2 separate regions of the Homo sapiens genome follow, and region 2 is linked to region 1. A link is a loop called in an ENCODE intact Hi-C map of the cell type or tissue named here. Cell type or tissue: pancreas. All regions are shown on one strand.

Region 1 (8,000 bases):
ATGCTGAATATCTTTAATTAAATCATAACTTTCCCTATTTTGTCCCTGATTAGTGTTTCCAATATCTTCCCCACTGCTCAAGTCAAGCTTACTGGTGTTTAATTTCTTTGATCTCCCTTTGAGTCGTTATTAAATATAGGTGTTGCATAAGGGCTCTTGGCCACTGGTGCTTCTCCCGTTTCCCTGGGTGTTTTTAAAAGGTATTTGCTAACCGTTCCCCTGTTTCCTTGCCTCTTCTTGCACAAATTCTAAGATGGTTCCCATCTGCTCCCGGAGTTATCAGTCCTTAGACACTCTAATTTCTTTCTCACCTGTTCTGCTACTAGGCTGATTTCCTTCAGAAATATTTTCCTCTCCCTGGGAAATGCTTGTCTGTTGCTGGCATCTGCTTTCGTCTTCCCTTTATGGACATGAAAGCAAATAATTTATTTTTCATTTTCTCTAGAAGTTGTCATCCCTCCTTCCAATCAACTATGTTCTATGTATGCCTCCTTGTGTTTTTTAAAAGAGCATTATAAACCCAGTTCCAGCACCTCCTTGCTAAGACCCCAATTTGGAAGTGGTATTTCCTTTCCAAAGGGTTGATAGCATCACCAACTTTTAATCTGGGGCAGGGAGTGCTGACCCTTTGCTAGCGAAACTGTTTTGGATGCCCCCAGCTGTCCTACAGCAAGCAGCATGAAGTCTTGAGGCTTCCCTGACAACCGGTACAAGAGGGACCTGGCCCCATCTCCGGGTTTTAGGGAGTTGTGAAGTTTCCCACGTGTCGCTTTGGAAATCTCTCATATGAAGTCAGCTTCAGCCAGGAAGCTTGCCTTCACTTTTCTTCTGCTCAGTGCCTCCAATTTTCCTCACACCTGAGGGATGCATCGGTTCTCCTATGGCTCGCTCCCCTTCAGGCTGTACTGTGGGCTCATCCTCAGATGGAATTTCCTTCCTTTTCTGCCTGTGTTCCCAGAACACAGACTAAAAAGGGCTGCTCCATGCAGAAGGTGCACACCCACGGGCTTTCAGATGCTCTTAGCTGCAGGTGCCCTGTCAAGGGGCTGGGCCCACAAGAAGCGGTTCCGAGTCCCCAACCTGCGGCCGCGTGGAAGCCTCCTCAGATAGCACTGTTCCTCTCAGCTTGACCTCATTTCCTTTTCCAGTACAACCCAGATCTGCGTGCTGAGACATCACTCTCAGGTTGTAAATTCTACACCAAATCAAAAGGCCAAATCCTTTCTGCAAACCCACAGGCGCTCGACCTACATCACACCAAGGAGCCTGGCCCCGATGGCTATCTCAGGACCCCTGGGCAGGGGCAGCAGAGGTGTGAGCCCCCACCCCTCCAGCACCAGCTACTGGCCTTCTGCAGGACAGCAACTTCCCCGGATCAAGTGGCAGAAACAGCATCAGCCAACGTTTCCACAGAGTATGAGTCATAAATAGTCCTTTTCACATTGTTTCACATCAAAAGGCAAGCAGCCTGTGCTGTTCCCCGTCCCTCATCCCTAACATAGAAGTGCGTGAAATTTGCCCACAAACAAGGATTTGAAATTTTAAAAGCTCAATAAAGGTAGTCAATAGACACACTCCAGTCAGTTTTTAAAAAGTGTTTTTAATTGGGTCAAATAGCATGTTACTTTGGGGAAAAATAAAGATCATTTAAACTGGTTCTTTTAGTTCACATGTTTTTGAAAACTGATTTTCTGGTGCAGACCTAGTTCGAAATATCATCCGGAAGTGCTGATGATAAACGGGTGGGCCCAGGGTTCCCTCTGAACTTTAGGGGGTTCTTCTTCACTGTTTCTCCGACCACTGTTTCTTCACTGAAAGAGTCTATAGTCTCTTCACTTCAGGGCGATGGGGTAGGACGGCTGGGGTCCTGATTCCATAGTTAACCAGGATCAACCCTGGGTCTTGAGCCACCTCACTGTATGCCCGACAGCTGCCCCAGACAGGGAGGACAGTCCTCTGTCAGCCTCTGAGCAATGTTCCAGAAGCAATTTATAGATGGACTTGGTGAGCAAAAAGTGAGAGTCACAGGTGCTTCATAATAATTGCTTGCACATTTCCAGAATCGGACATTCTGTCATTTAATAGACCTAAAACTAAAAAGCTTTTGTCTGTGAAAGGTGACCAGTAGAAACAGCGTTTGGATTATATGATATCCCATAACTTAATCATATGGCTCTTAACAGGGGGACATACACAGCTGTGTCTCACTAATATGCATGCAATATGTGTAAACTGATACGCTTTAATTCTAAACTTGTTTTTAGCAGGAAGAAAAAAGCATTTAGATGAGGAACATTAAGATTCAATATTAACCATTTTTTCCCCTTTGGGCAAAATTATTCATCACTTGATATTTATTAAAGCAGCATTTTCCTTTTTTTTTTTTTTTTTTGCTATTGTGAGATGCATCCTGCTACTGATTTTCCAAACATCCTCAAAGTTATGTGGCAAAGTGAAAAAGACACAGGAACAGCCAGTAGCCCCTTTGGGGTCACAGGAAAACAATAGACTTGAAAGATACACACTTGTTCTTTTGAAGCCCGAGAGTCATCCTAACCCCTAGGACCTAGTGACAGGGGCAAAGTTGGAGTAATTAATTTAGAAGGGGGCTGACTGGTTTTCCACCTCTCCAATTACACATATTTGATTTGCCTATCCTGTCTGACGTTTTAATTGTTAGTTTATACTGGTTTAATCTGAAATATTTAAGTATATTTGCTTTGATAATCTTAACTAAAAAAAAAAACTAAGACAAAGGAATTGTAGATTAGAGACTTTATTTTCAGGGCAAAATGATACGGGTAAGTGAACATCAACTGACCAGAAATTATTTGCTTCTGTCTGTTAGACACGTAATGGAGTCATTTAACTAGTCAAATTAGGAGCTGCAGAAATGCACCATGCTTCATTACTGAGTTCGAATGGGCACCATTTTACATTTACGTCAAAAATTATCTCATAGCAAATTAATGTTTTCATTGTGCAGAAAGGCTGAAGCTATGCAGTGTTAGCGGCACCTAGAGGCCATTGCGAAAATACTTCAAAGGGATGATCTGCAAACAAGGACAAAATGATCAATAGATGAGTGGTGGTGGTGAGAGCCCTGACCCCGTTTGAAAGTAAGAGTAGTCATTGAATCAGATTGGCTCTCTTGGTGACCATATGAAGCTCTGAGGGGCCATGACGGTTTTCCTAAACTTGGCCTAGAACTAAATGTGCTGAAAGAGCCCCAAAGATTTCTCTCCTTTTCTTGTTACTCTTTAAGTCCTGAAAATATCTGTTTTTGTTTTGTTTTGCTTTGTTTTCACAGTTTGAGTTTGCTTTTTCTTTTACCTATGGGCTTACATTATATCAGAATCTCATATGTTAGCCGATGAGCATTTCTGTAAATAAGCAAGGAGAGATTTTTTTTCCTCCCACATTGTAAATTGGCATCCTTAGAATCTTTCTTTTGTCATTGGTAAAAACTTGCTGTCCGTAGAAAGAGGCAACACATGACACTGTTTCATCTTAAAAAATACTGAACTGGGTAAATCCTCCATCCAAACAGATGACCAAGGTTGGTTGTTGTCCCAAGAATGTCAATCTCTGCTCAATTTAGCGAGAAATCATGTTAAATGAAATGGCAAAGCCCTCACCAATGAAAATATGTGTTAAAATGATCTGCAAGTCGTCAGTGACGCTGGGACGTTGGAGCATACTGTCAGAGCAGAAGCAAAGGAGAGAATGGAAGCATATAAATAGCATTGAGAACTCGAGAATATTTCAAGACAATATTGATGTCTAAAATATATGTGAATGACTGCATAATGATCGAGGCAGACATAATTCAAAGTACAGTCAGAATCTGGCCTCCAACTCAGAGCTTTAAATTCTCCAAAAGACATCTGTTTGCTGAGAAAGCCTCACCAACAGCTGCGCCACATAAAGGGGAGAACCCGGGATAAGGTTGGGAGTTGGCAGGTAGGGGAGCCTCAGAGGGGTTAGGTGGGGTCCTGGAGGGCGGGCGCCCACCTTCACTCCACAGGTACCGGAAGCGGGGCTGCTTTGGACAAAGGCGAGGGAGGTGCCTGTATTTCCTAGAACCAGGTAGCAAATGTTGCCTGTGTGTTTCATCAGAAAGCGCCCCAGTTGGGCACTGTGCCTCTTGGATGCTGACAAGAAGATTTGACGTTACTTCTCTGGTCCTTAACTTTGTTTACCCAGCTGCTATTCTTCCCATACTTAACTCTTTCACCGTGCAGAAAGCAAGGGGGAGGGAGGAAGGGAAGCTCCAGGTGTGATTTTTCAGAACAAAATATAATGCTGTGATTTATTTTTAAAAAAGAGAATAAGCACGAGGAAATTGAATAGCATCCATTTCATGCTTAACCGTGGTTCACAAATGATAGTTTGTAATTAAAATTCTGTCTGCAAACCTATTCTGCAGACCCCAAAAGAAAACTTCCTCAGAATGTTATCAACTCTCCAATTTCTGTAAAGATGCCATATTTTCAGATTTCAAAGAGAGGATCTCCTTTTGAAAATAAAGAATTGTTGGGTATCGTATGAGCCTGCTAAGTACAGCATTTTAAACCCACACTGTGTTGAAAAATTCAAGAATTTGGCAGTGACCTTAAGGCCACAGATAGGATAATGAAAAATGAGGCGATGAGGGCAGTGTCTAAAGGAACTACTCTTTTGTTCTAACAGAAGCTTTGTGTGTGTGTGGCTTAAGCAAGTGGTTCAATAGAATTTCTTTGAAACAGAAACAAAAATGCTAAGAGCTGGTTACAAGTACTCTGGTCTTCTTTTCTCCTTAAAATGCAGGAAGAATTTTTACCTCTTCTCATGAATCTTGTCTGCTGAAATGTCTCAGTCTTCATGTTATGTTTACCAAGGCCAGGCCAGAGGATCTGATAATTTATAACCATTCCTATTGGGTTTTATGTAATAACTTTGGAACTCATATAAAGTAATGATCCACAAACTCTTTTAATGTTCATTATAAAATATGAAATATTTCTCAGAACCATTGCAATTATGTGACCAGACATAACTGTTTCACACATGAGTAAATACAGGGAGGTTTAACATAACTTTATTATCTTGCTGTCTTTTCTTCTCATTGATGTGATAATACTGTTTTAATATTTTTCTAAAGAAAAGTTAAGTAATTTTAGAATCTCTACTGAGGCCCGCTTTATTGGCTTTTGTAATAGAACTCTCAAATCTAATTGTATTTATGCTCAGACTGACACCACTAAATGTCGTGAATGGAAGGGAAATGCCCCCCAAAGCTGTGTATTCTGTAATTATCGATAGATGTGTCTCTGCTGACGAGGCCTGGGGATCTGGGGAGAGTCACGCAAGTAAAGCTGAGATGGCAGCAGGCATTTCCACCGTCATCCTGAGGCCCCCATGGATGCAGAGAGGTGCTTTTCTAAGGAGTGAATGAGCCCCGTCATTCTGTAGGACTCACCAGGAAACTTTTCCCCCTTTACTGTGTGTGCTGTGTCTGCCTCTCCTGGGTCTGGAGTCAGTAGCATGCAACTTCTAGTTTCGTAGAAGGCTGATCTCCGAAGGGAATTTTCCTGGGCTTCCTGTCCTAGTGATCTGAGCTGAGTGGCATTGTTCCGGTTGCTTGACCTTCACCTGGGGCGTGGGCTTGGGGTCATCCCTGGTGGCTGTAAAGTCTCCTGCAGCGATGGAAGCCAGAGAGGGATTATTCTGGAAACCCACTTCTTACTCCCCGTGTGGGCAGTGGAAGCTGTAACACCAAGGCGGGGAACCCAGTGACAGTGCTGCATCCACTCTCGATGCCCCGTCAGAATCCAGGATCCTCCCAGGACCGAATGGCGGCTATTTCTAGCCTAGTAAGGTTGGGTGGAAAAGATTAAACATGAGGGAAGGTGCCGTTATCTGGGCATTTCCAAGTCCTGGAGAGGAGAGAGGGTTTCACCATGCTTGACTCTTTTATCTTACTTGTTTTTAGACAAGTGTTTCTCAAAGTCTCATGTGCAACCAGATCCCCATGGATCTTGCTATGATGCAGATTCTGACTCAGTAGTTCTGGGGAGGACCCTCTATCCTGCCCTTCAGCTCCAGGGTCATGGCTGTGCTGCTGATCCAGAGACCACACATTAGATCTGGGTGTAGCATCTGTCTTCTCACTGCACATCTGCTTTCGGGGAGACAAGCAGACACAGGGCATGGAAGGTTAGGTGGGGCCCTCTGAGAGGCCTATGAGTGCAATGAAACTTGAAGAGTGGCCTGATGGCTGGAGCCAGCTCACAGTTGGGTTTTGTTTGACTTGTCCGATATTACACTTTTGCTTTCAATTGGTTGCACACAGTTTAAAAATGAAAGATTTTTTAAATTTACAAATCCAGGCTTTCAGGTTCTCTTGAAAAACTAGAATGTCTGGGACAAGAGATAGAAGAGAGGTGGGATCCGCTCCCTTAGGAGCAGAGGATGGAAGAGAGGTGGGAGCCACTCCCTTAGGAGCAGGGGACGGAAGAGAGGTGGGAGCCGCTCCCTTAGGAGCAGGTGATGGAAGAGAGGTGGGAGTCACTTCCTTAGGGAGGTGTGGCTCTTCCCTTCTCCGCCAAGGGGTCCCGCCCAGCCTGCCTTGCTCATAACACAAGAGTTTGCAGACAGGGAAGTTAGACCCCAGGAAAAGAGGGTCACTTCCCTGGCACACACAGGGCATGTGCAATGGTGGAGGCTGCGTGCCCCCCTGCTGCTGGCTCTTGTCTGGAGTTTGCTGGAATGGAGAACTCTTGCCCCATCAGAACCCAGGACTCACCTGCGTGCTTTAGCTCTGCCTTCTGGCAAGTGCCATCTTCCTCTTTGAGGAGCTGTTCCTTAGCTCTCTAGTTCTCACAAGCAAGCCACTAGAGAGGGTGCAATTCCCAGCTAATTAAAGGTCTTGAGATCCTCCCCTCCCTGTCGCCGACGCTCCTTTGAAACAAGCGGGCTGCATAAGAAGTCTCCCTGGCTGCTACCTGGCAGCAGGTGTGAGCCAAGGGCTGGTGCCCAGGCTGCGTGGGGCCCAGTGGGGAGGGAGCCTGACCTTCACCTAGGTACATCCAACAGGTGTGACCGCCCGGCATAGTAATCACCCAGTTCCTAGGTGGGCAGTATTGGGGATCATCACAAAATCTGGAATGTTCATTAGTGCATGAAATCATCTGATCATCTTCCCACTTGGCCCTCTTCACTCCTCACCACCCCCCTTATTCACCCCTCACCACCCCCCTTATTCACCCCATCCCCAGTCTCTCCTGGAAACTGGTGGGTTGCATTGGAGTCAGATGTGGCAAAACACAGCCTAAGTCAACATTCGTGGTTCCTAAAGCGAAAGAACTGTGGAATGCTTGTATTCAAAGATTTCTCCATGACTGCACCTGGTTGAGTGATGAAATAAAGGTGAAACCAAAAAGACCTTTCTGCTTCCCTGGGCGGTGGCTATCTAGGTCTTTAGTTCTTTTAACCGGGCGATTGTTGCTGTAATGGGTCTCAGTGCTACTGGGGCACTGACTGAGGCTTGTTTTTTTTCTCCATGAAGACCAGGAACCCAGTGCCCTGGAAGGCTGGTGGCTTAGGTAAATTTGAGGGCTGGGCTTGAGCCAGGCTCTGCTGAGCTCTACACTTCAGCTGTGTCTGCCACCCACCCCCCACACACCCCCCCATGCTGGGCAAAGCCACCGTGCTTACAGCGTTGACTTTCTTTATCCCCAAGCAGCATTCAGGGCTAACTTTTCAGAAATTTTTATTTCTGAATGCTGGTTAAAGGCAGGATCTTCTGCTGCCAAATTTCTCAAGCTGTCACCTGCACAGTGAACAAGTGAGGAGTGGCCTGAGGCACCTGGCTGTGCTCCTACAACGAAGCACTCTGTTCTTAGGGACTTTAGTACTGGGTACATCTAGGGAGTTAGGAGGACTCACAGGACACTCAGATTGACAGCTCTCAGCATTTGGCTGCTGGTTAAATAAATCTCACATGAGTTAAAATTTCT
Region 2 (8,000 bases), 790 kb before region 1:
TGTCAGAGGAGTTTTGGGGCAGAGCCGGAGCTGTTGAAGGGTGGGGCAGCCAGACATTCCCCAGAGCTCTTTCCTGTCCAGATTCGATCAGACCTGTGGCTTTTTCAGGAGAGGACAGTCAGGCCCTTGGGCAGCTGAACCTGATCAGCTTCCCTTACTCTACCTTATTTCTTCCTTTAATATTTTTATTTCTTTTTAGAACTTCAGTTCCTGTCCCTGCTTAGGAGAGGGGAGTTGTCCATTAGACAGAATCTACATCTACCCTAGATTCTTCTATCACTAGTTTTTTTTTTTTCCCAAGTCTAGCTTAGCAGTAAGCTCTAAGGTCCCAGCCTAGCAAGGCTGCTGGGAGAAAGACAGCCTCTTTCCCAGGAATTCCAGCAAAAGTCTCAGGGCTGAGCCTCATTAATCTGTCTTCGGTCATGTGACCATCCCTGAGCCAGTCCCGGAGGCTGGGGAGATGAAGGGCCCTGATTGGCCAGCCCTGGTCATGGCCACCCCTAAAGTCAGGGCCAGAGGTAACTCCATCCCAATCACCTGGACAGAAGGGGGCTTCCCCAAGGATGAGGGCGGGACTGTTACCAAGATAAGGGAGATGCATGCTGGGAGGATGAAATCAACAGACTTCCACAACATAAGTTTTTCTCAAAGTTCCGGATCCAGGATTCACGAGTGTTGCTTGCCCTGTGCCAGGCACTTCCTTTACCTTTTGTATCTAGTTATTTTATCCCAAGAGATCATGTTGTTCCAGACAGGGAACTGAGCTTAGAAAGAGGAAGGGCCTTTCCCAAGCCGATGGCACAGGGTCTGCACTTCCTGCCTGGGAAGCAGGCCTGGGGCTTCCCACGTGGCCTGACCCCTCTCATCTGACACCTGCCCCCCACTCCCTCCCCTCTGCCTGCAAAACTGACATGAGGAGACTGCTTGTGTTTCCAGAAAGAGGGGAATTGGCAATAGCCATGAGTTGAGACGACTTGATAAAATATTTCTTGTTTTCTCGAGTTTACATAGACCAAGTTTTCACTGTTGCTATGGGGTGGGTTGGCAGAGAGATGAAAATAAATCTGTGTAATTTATTTTTTCTCTGAGTGGAGTATATTTCTGCTGGCTTCATACACATGCACACACGCGCGCGCACGTGCACACACACATGCCCGCACATACAGGCTTTCATAAAATACTTAAACCCCTCTAATGCTCTCTGTGGAAGGAATAAATATGTACTGTACTTTCAACTTGTGTTCTCTGAAATACCATATGGTCTGCACTGTGAGCTTAAAATACTCTAGTGAGCGGATGCTTTCATGCAGCAGATAGCCAGGTGGAGCTCTCCCTGCCAATCTTACAACGTTAATTAATCCTTTAAAATAGAGCGTGGAGGGGTCCCTGCGTCAGAAACGGGTGCTGTGTGAGGGAAGTAGCCCGGTGGCCTGCACCGGGGCTGAGCAGAGAGTACAAAGGCGGTGGGAAGGTGGGCTAGGCCGGGAGCACCCCTGCTGCCTGACGGCGCCTTTGATGAGCCCGCTCAGTCACTCAGATACTCACAGTTTGCATTCTGCATAATCAGTCTAACAGGCTGATGGTTTGCATGAATATCTAAGTTTGTCATTGTGGTTAATTTTTCCTCAAAAAGAGGCCCCCTATCTCTCTGGCCCAATGCATATTTATAAAGGGCAGGGAAGTCAGGCAGAGGATGCTGGATGAAGGGGCGGCTCAGGGAGGGGGCCCCGTGGCCGGTCCCTGAAGCCTGGGAGGCCAGGCTCCTGCCAGAGCTGGTGGCTCAGAGAAGGGTGCAGAGCTCCTCAGAGCCTGGAGGGAAGGAACTGCAGGGAGAGGGGACAGCCTGGTTTGCAAGGCCCCATTTGGGCTAGCCTCTTCCCTGCTCCAGGCCTCAGTTTCCTTATCCATACAAGGAGCATGTGGGCCACTTGATCCAGGCCTCAGGGTCCCAAAGGAACTATCCTCTCCAAATGAGGTTACACAGAGTCAGAGAGGGGAGGGAGAGAGGCTCACATCCATTCAACAACTTTATTATTTATTTATTTATCTACTTTTCTTTGAGATGGAGTTTTGCTCTTGTCGCCCAGGCTGGAGTGCAATGGCTCAATCTCGGCTCACTGCAACCTCTGCCTCCCAGGTTCAAGTGATTCCTGCCTCAGCCTCCCGAATAGCTTGTATTACAGGCGCCCGCCACCACGCCCAGCTAATTTTTTGTATTTTTAGTAGAGACGGGGTTTCACTATGTTGGCCAGGCTGGTTCCAAACTCCTGACCTCAAGTGATCCACCCGCCTTGGCCTCCCAAAGTGCTGAGATTACAGGCATGAGCCACCATGCCCTTGTTAAGCTGTTAAGCTTACTTAACAACTTTAGTGGTGTGACTCCTTCCCAGAGCACCTGTGGTGCTCCACGACCAAGTATTTTTATAGGTTAAAAACTCCAGTTATCTTGTAAAAAACGTAATTGCATTATGTTGTATATATTTTGGTGTAAAAAGCATTAAATTGCTCGTTTTAAATAGGCTACGGTTATTTTTGTTTTCTTTTGTATTTTGTTTTTGTGTTTGACACAGGGTCTTGCTCTGTCACCCAGGTTAGAGTGCAGTGGTGCAATCATAGCTCACTGCAGCCTTAACCTCCTGAGCCCAAGCAATCCTCCCACCTCTGCCTCCTGAGTGGTCATGACCACAGGTGTGCACCACAATGCCAGGCTGATTTTTTTTTTTTTTGAGACAGAGTGTTGCTCTGTTGCCCAGGCTAGAGTGCAGTGGCATGATCTCGGCTCACTGCAACCTACGACTCCGTGGTTCAAGCAATTATCGTGCCTCAGTCTCCCGAGTAGCTGGGATTACAGGCATGCACCACACCCAGCTAATTTTTGTATTTTTAGTAGAGACAGGGTTTCACCATGTTGGCCAGGCTGGTGTCAAACTCCTGGCCTCAAGTGATCTGCCTGCCTCGGCCTCCCAAAGTGCTGGGATTACAGGTGTGAACCACTGTTCCGGCCTGAGCCACTGTGCCTGGCCCTGGCTAATTTTTAAATTATTTGTAGAGATAGGGATCTCTCTATGTTGCTCAGGATGGTTTTGATCTCCAGTGCTCAAGTGATTCTCCTGCCTCGACCTCCCAAAGTGCCGGAATTACAGGTGTGAGTTACCGCGCCCAGCCAGCTATGGTTTTTGTAACCTTGTTTTGGCATTTTTTTTCTGACTCGTCAAAGAATATTTCGGCAACTTTGGAGTGGCCAGGCTTCCCTTTCCCATGCGCAGCAGGAAGTCCAGGTGGGAATGGGGAGAGGCTGGGAGATCCCTCAGGTCGGCGGCTTTCAGAGCTCTCCAGGCCACGCCTCTCAGTGGCCAGCAGGTGGCAGTTCTGAGCCTTCCACCTGGCCACCCTCCTTCCTCCACCCCCGGGGTGCCCGTCCCCCCAGTCCACATACCACAGAGTCCCAGGTGGCTGGAGAGAGCTCCTGGCTTCCAGGCCCTGGGCCATTCTGAGAAGCTGGATGAGGCAGCCTAGTGGCCATCCAGCTGCCCCTGCCTGGGACTGCCTGCCTACCCCTTCCCATCCTTGGCTCCATGCTAAAGGAAGGTGGGCTTCCTGGAGGAGCTGACATCTTAAGTGAGACCTGCAGGACAATAAAGGATTTCAGGCAGAGGGAACGGAATATGCCCAAATCCAGAGAATCCAGACCCTGTGCTTTCAGGAACTGGCAGGAGGCTGATGTGGCTAGAATGCAGACTGTTGGGCTTGGGAGAGGGACTAGGGAGGCCAGGTAATGCTTGGCACTCTGGGAGCAGCAGGACCAGGGCAGCCCGAGTCTAGACATTATCTTGAGGGCAGTAAGGAGCCCTCAGCCCATTCTAACCCATCAGAGTTGGCCTCCGGAAGGATCGCCATGGCTGCAAACTGCCTAGCCTCTCATCGCCCCTCACCCGCTGTCACTCACACACCTGGGCCTCCTACCGTGCTGGCCAGGAAAGAGCTGCAAGTCCTCGGGCCCGAGGCTCGGCAGGCAGCCGACCTACCTTGCAGTCCTCAGGAGAAGCTGTCCAGGAACCCCACCCTCCTGAGCTCCCGGGGCTTTGGTGGGGAAGGGAGCCTCCCAGGGTCCCGGAGCACTAAACAAAAAGGAGCTGAAGGTCACCACACTTTGGCCATTTGCAGGGAGCCCTTCCCCACACAGGGGCGGCATGTTCCCTTGTGGCTGCCAGGGAGCCCCCAACACCCCTGGGAAGATGGCAGGTCGAGGGGAGGGGACATGGCCTGAAAACAAGGAAGCAGTCTGCAATGGGGAGATGTGGGGCATGGGGCTGTTTTAGACAGAGGAGGCGGCAGGTGCGCGTATGTAGGTTTGAGGTAGATTTTGCTACCCAGGAAATGGGCTCTTGCCTCTTCCACCTGCCTGTGAACTGGCCCTGGGACCCAGCAGGAGAGGCTCCCCTGAGTGACTTGTGACATTCTTTTTTTTTTTTTTTTTTGAGATAAGTCTCATTCTGTTGCCCAGGCTGGAGTGCAGTGGTGCGATCTCAGCTCACTGCAATCTCCATGTCCTGGGTTCAAGCAATTCTCCTGCTTCAGCCTCCCGAGTAGCTAGGATTACAGATTACAGATGTGTGCCACCAAGCCTGGCTAATTTTTGTATTTTTAGTAGAGATAGGGTTTCACCATGTTGGCCAGGCTGGTCTCGAACTCCTGACCCCAGGCGATTCGCCTGCATCGGCCTCCCAAAGTGCTGGGATTACAGGGGTAAGCCACCTTCCCCGGCCAACACATGGTGTTCTGAAACAGCACAGCCTAGTGTAACCTCAATTGGTAATTAATTAATTACACTCCCCAGGTGTCTCCTGGAGTCCTTCCTGTAGGGGAGGGGAGGCTGAGGCTGCAGAGGCCCCATTCAGAGGGCTGTTGAATGACTCATGGCTGTTGAGAAGTAATGTCCACTAAATAACATCTGATTCTGTATTTAACATTTAAATATTTAATTAACTAAATGGGCCAAATATTTAATCAAGCACCATCAAAGCCACTGTGAGCCTCCACTTTGCATAATTCCAAGGCAGGCCAGCTTCCCTCCGAGTCCCCATCCTCATCCTGACAGTGCTATCAGTGCCCCTGCCTGGTGGGAAACATACCCATTCTGGTACCCAATTCTTTTTTTTTCAGAGACAAAATCTCACTATATTGCCCAGGCTGGTTTCAATTTGCCCAGGCTGGTTTCAAACTCCTGCACTCAGGCAATCCGCCTGCCTCGGTCTCCCAAAGCACTGGGATTACAGGTGTGAGTCACTGTACCCATCCATCCGATACCACATTCCGAGACTCAGGGCATCTCATGTCCTAGGCAAAGTTGCTTGTTTGCTTTTGTTTTGTTTTGTTTGTTTTTGAGTCAGGGTCTCTCTCTGCTGCCTAGGCTGGATTGCAGTGGTGCGATCTCGGTCCATTGCAACCTCTGCGTCCTGGGCTCAAGCGATTCTCCTGCCTCAGCCTCCTGAGTAGCTGGGATTACAGGCGCGCACCACCATGCCTGGCTAATTTTTGTATTTTTAGTAGAGATGGGGTTTCACCATGTTGCCCAGGCTGGTCTCCAACTTCTGGCCTCAAGTGATCCGCCTGCCTCGGCCTCCCAAAGTGCTGGGATTACAGGTGTGACCAACCGCACCCCACCACAGTTGTTTGATTAGACTCCAGGTTTGCTATGCTGGAGATAGAGTTCCCCCCATGGCCACCCTTTCCTCTCCTCTTTCTCTTTCCTCCCCAAGTAGACACAATTGAGACTGGCTGCTGGGTTCCCCTGGAGGCAGTGTGGTACCAGTCTTCCTGCCTCTGATGACAGATTCAGGCCTTGACAACAGGGGTGAACATGTGACCCAGTCTGGACCAATCAGAATTCTTCTCCAGGATTTTTGTAACTGGAGTTAAAGGCGGGAAGACTTTTTTGAGCTGGACTTGCTCTGTCACCCAGGCTGGAATGCAGTGGCACAATCATGGCTCACCGCAGCGTCAACCTCCTGGGCTCCAGTGATCCTCTTGCCTCAGCCTCCTGAGTAGCTGGGACTATAGGCAAGCACCACTGTGCCCGGCTAATTTTTTTTATACAGACGGGATCTTACTATATTCCCAGAGATGGTCCCATGGTGTCCTAATCTCTGCATCCAGCTGTTCCTGAAGATGGGCCTACCCTGATCTTTCTATGGGAGGGCAGGTGAACCAATAAGTGCCCTATGTCTTTAAGCCAGTGGAAATCAGTTTTCTATCACTTGTATCCAAAAGTGCCCTGACCAATACCTACTCCACCATTATAGTCATGTAGCTTATGTGCAAATAAAATGACTTTTAATTATTTAACTGTAAATAATACTTGTGTTAGATTAGTGCAAAATCTTTGTGCATTTACTTTTCAGCCAAAACCACAATTACTTTTGCACCAATCTAATATCTAATAGCTCATAGCTCATATTCCTACCAGTAAGTTTTTTTGTTTTTGTTTTTGTTTTTTTTTTTTTTTTGGAGACAGAGTCTTGCTCTGTCGTCTAGGCTGGAGTGCAGTGGCGCCATCTCAGCTCACTGCAACCTCCTCCTCCCGGGTTCAAGCAATTCTCCTGCCTCAGTCTCCTGAGTAGCTGGGACTACAGGTGCGCGCCACCACACCCAGCTAATTTTTGTATTTTTAGTAGAGATAGGATTTCACCATATTGGCCAGGCTGCTCTCAAACTCCTGACCTCGTGATCTGCCCGCCTCGGCCTCCAAAAGTACTGAGATTACTGGCGTGAGCCACCACGCCTGGCAGCAAGGTATGTTTAGGTTTCCTTGAATATGTCCTCGGCTCTTCAGAATGAAGGGAGGATCTGAGCCTGGAAGGATGGGTCCCTCTGACACCTGCTATCCTGCTGATGAGGTCAGCGTGCTTCTGGAACTGCTGAATCCTGGGGCTCTGGTGACGTCACCATCTCTCTCTCCCTCTTCCTCTCCCCCCACCATGCCTCACCACACCCCACCTCTTCCTGGGCTTTGCTTTTCATTATATTGGCTTCGTTATCCTGCAAGTGTTCTTCCAGTTGTAGCCCCAGCAGCTCCAGGCTTACACTGTCCTTGCGAGAAATCCCTGTGGAAGAGGGCAGTTTTTTTTCCCAATAGAACCACAAAGGTGGCTAGGCGCGGTGGCTCACGCCTGTAATCCCAGCACTTTGGGAGGCTGAGGCGTGTGGATCATCTGAGATCAGGAGTTCGAGACCAGCCTGGCCAACATGGTGAAACCCCATCTCTACTAGAAATACAAAATTAGCTGGGCGTGGTGGTAGGTGCCTGTAATCCCAGCTACTTGGGAGTCTGAGGCAGGAGAATCGCTTGAACCCGGGAGGCGGAGGTTGCAGTGAGCTGAGATCGCGCCATTGCACTCCAGCCTGGGCAACAAGAGTGAAACTCCATCTCAAAACAAAAAACAAAAAACAAAAACAAAAAAACCCACAAAGGTCCCAGGAAAGGCTCTGATTGGATAGACTTGGGTTATGTGCCCATTCCTGAACAAATCACCGTGGCCACAGGGAGAATACATGCATTGGCTCAGCTGAGCAACGTGCCAGGCAGAGGGGGAAATGGAGGAAGGAGCACTGAGAGAGGGGTGGTTCCCTAGGAAAAGTTCCTGTGGTGCTGTTGACCACAGGAAGAGTGAGGGGAGCTGGCCAGTCCAGTGACACCCTGCCTAGGAAGCTTCTCTACCCTGGAGACTTCACCCTGCAGAGGGTGCCCTCTGGGTGCTAGAAATGGAGGTGGGACTGCTGCAGGAGGGGAGGAAGCATGAGGAATGTGTGTGTTCCACAGTCTAGAGAAGCACCAGGGCTATCACTGCTTATCCTTCCCCTTGTGGCAGAGAGTGGGTGGGAGGGTATTTCTATGCAGGCAGTTATATAGTGTGGACTGAAGGGGACAGGGAGAAAGCACCAAGAAAGCCCTTACTGTATACAGGACAGTCACTCTGAGAGACTTGGGGCACAATTACTTA

Evidence for each region. Hi-C counts contacts between places; a loop is a spot of excess contacts. Peaks named below come from ENCODE experiments on the same cell type or tissue, not always from the same donor. Only the 100,000 strongest peaks of a DNase experiment are listed, where the experiment ranks them.
Region 2: a loop joins it to region 1, with 4 times the contacts of the local background. A loop is called at or near these places in 12 of 110 quality-filtered maps.

What each region holds. Positions count from the first base shown.
Region 1 is chr19:30,647,176-30,655,175 of GRCh38, forward strand. It overlaps a transcript of ZNF536 not described here. Among named protein-coding and RNA genes, the nearest start is that of ZNF536-AS1, 19 kb to the right of the region's middle. In pancreas, a CTCF peak has its summit at 3,032 (motif pointing left); a DNase peak (open chromatin) is centred at 4,106; H3K27ac peaks cover 2,101 bases.
Region 2 is chr19:29,854,828-29,862,827 of GRCh38, forward strand. No RefSeq gene overlaps it. Among named protein-coding and RNA genes, the nearest start is that of CCNE1, 47 kb to the left of the region's middle. RefSeq lists enhancers at 2,924-3,762, 3,763-4,600. In pancreas, a CTCF peak has its summit at 3,369 (motif pointing right); a DNase peak (open chromatin) is centred at 3,394; H3K27me3 peaks cover 382 bases.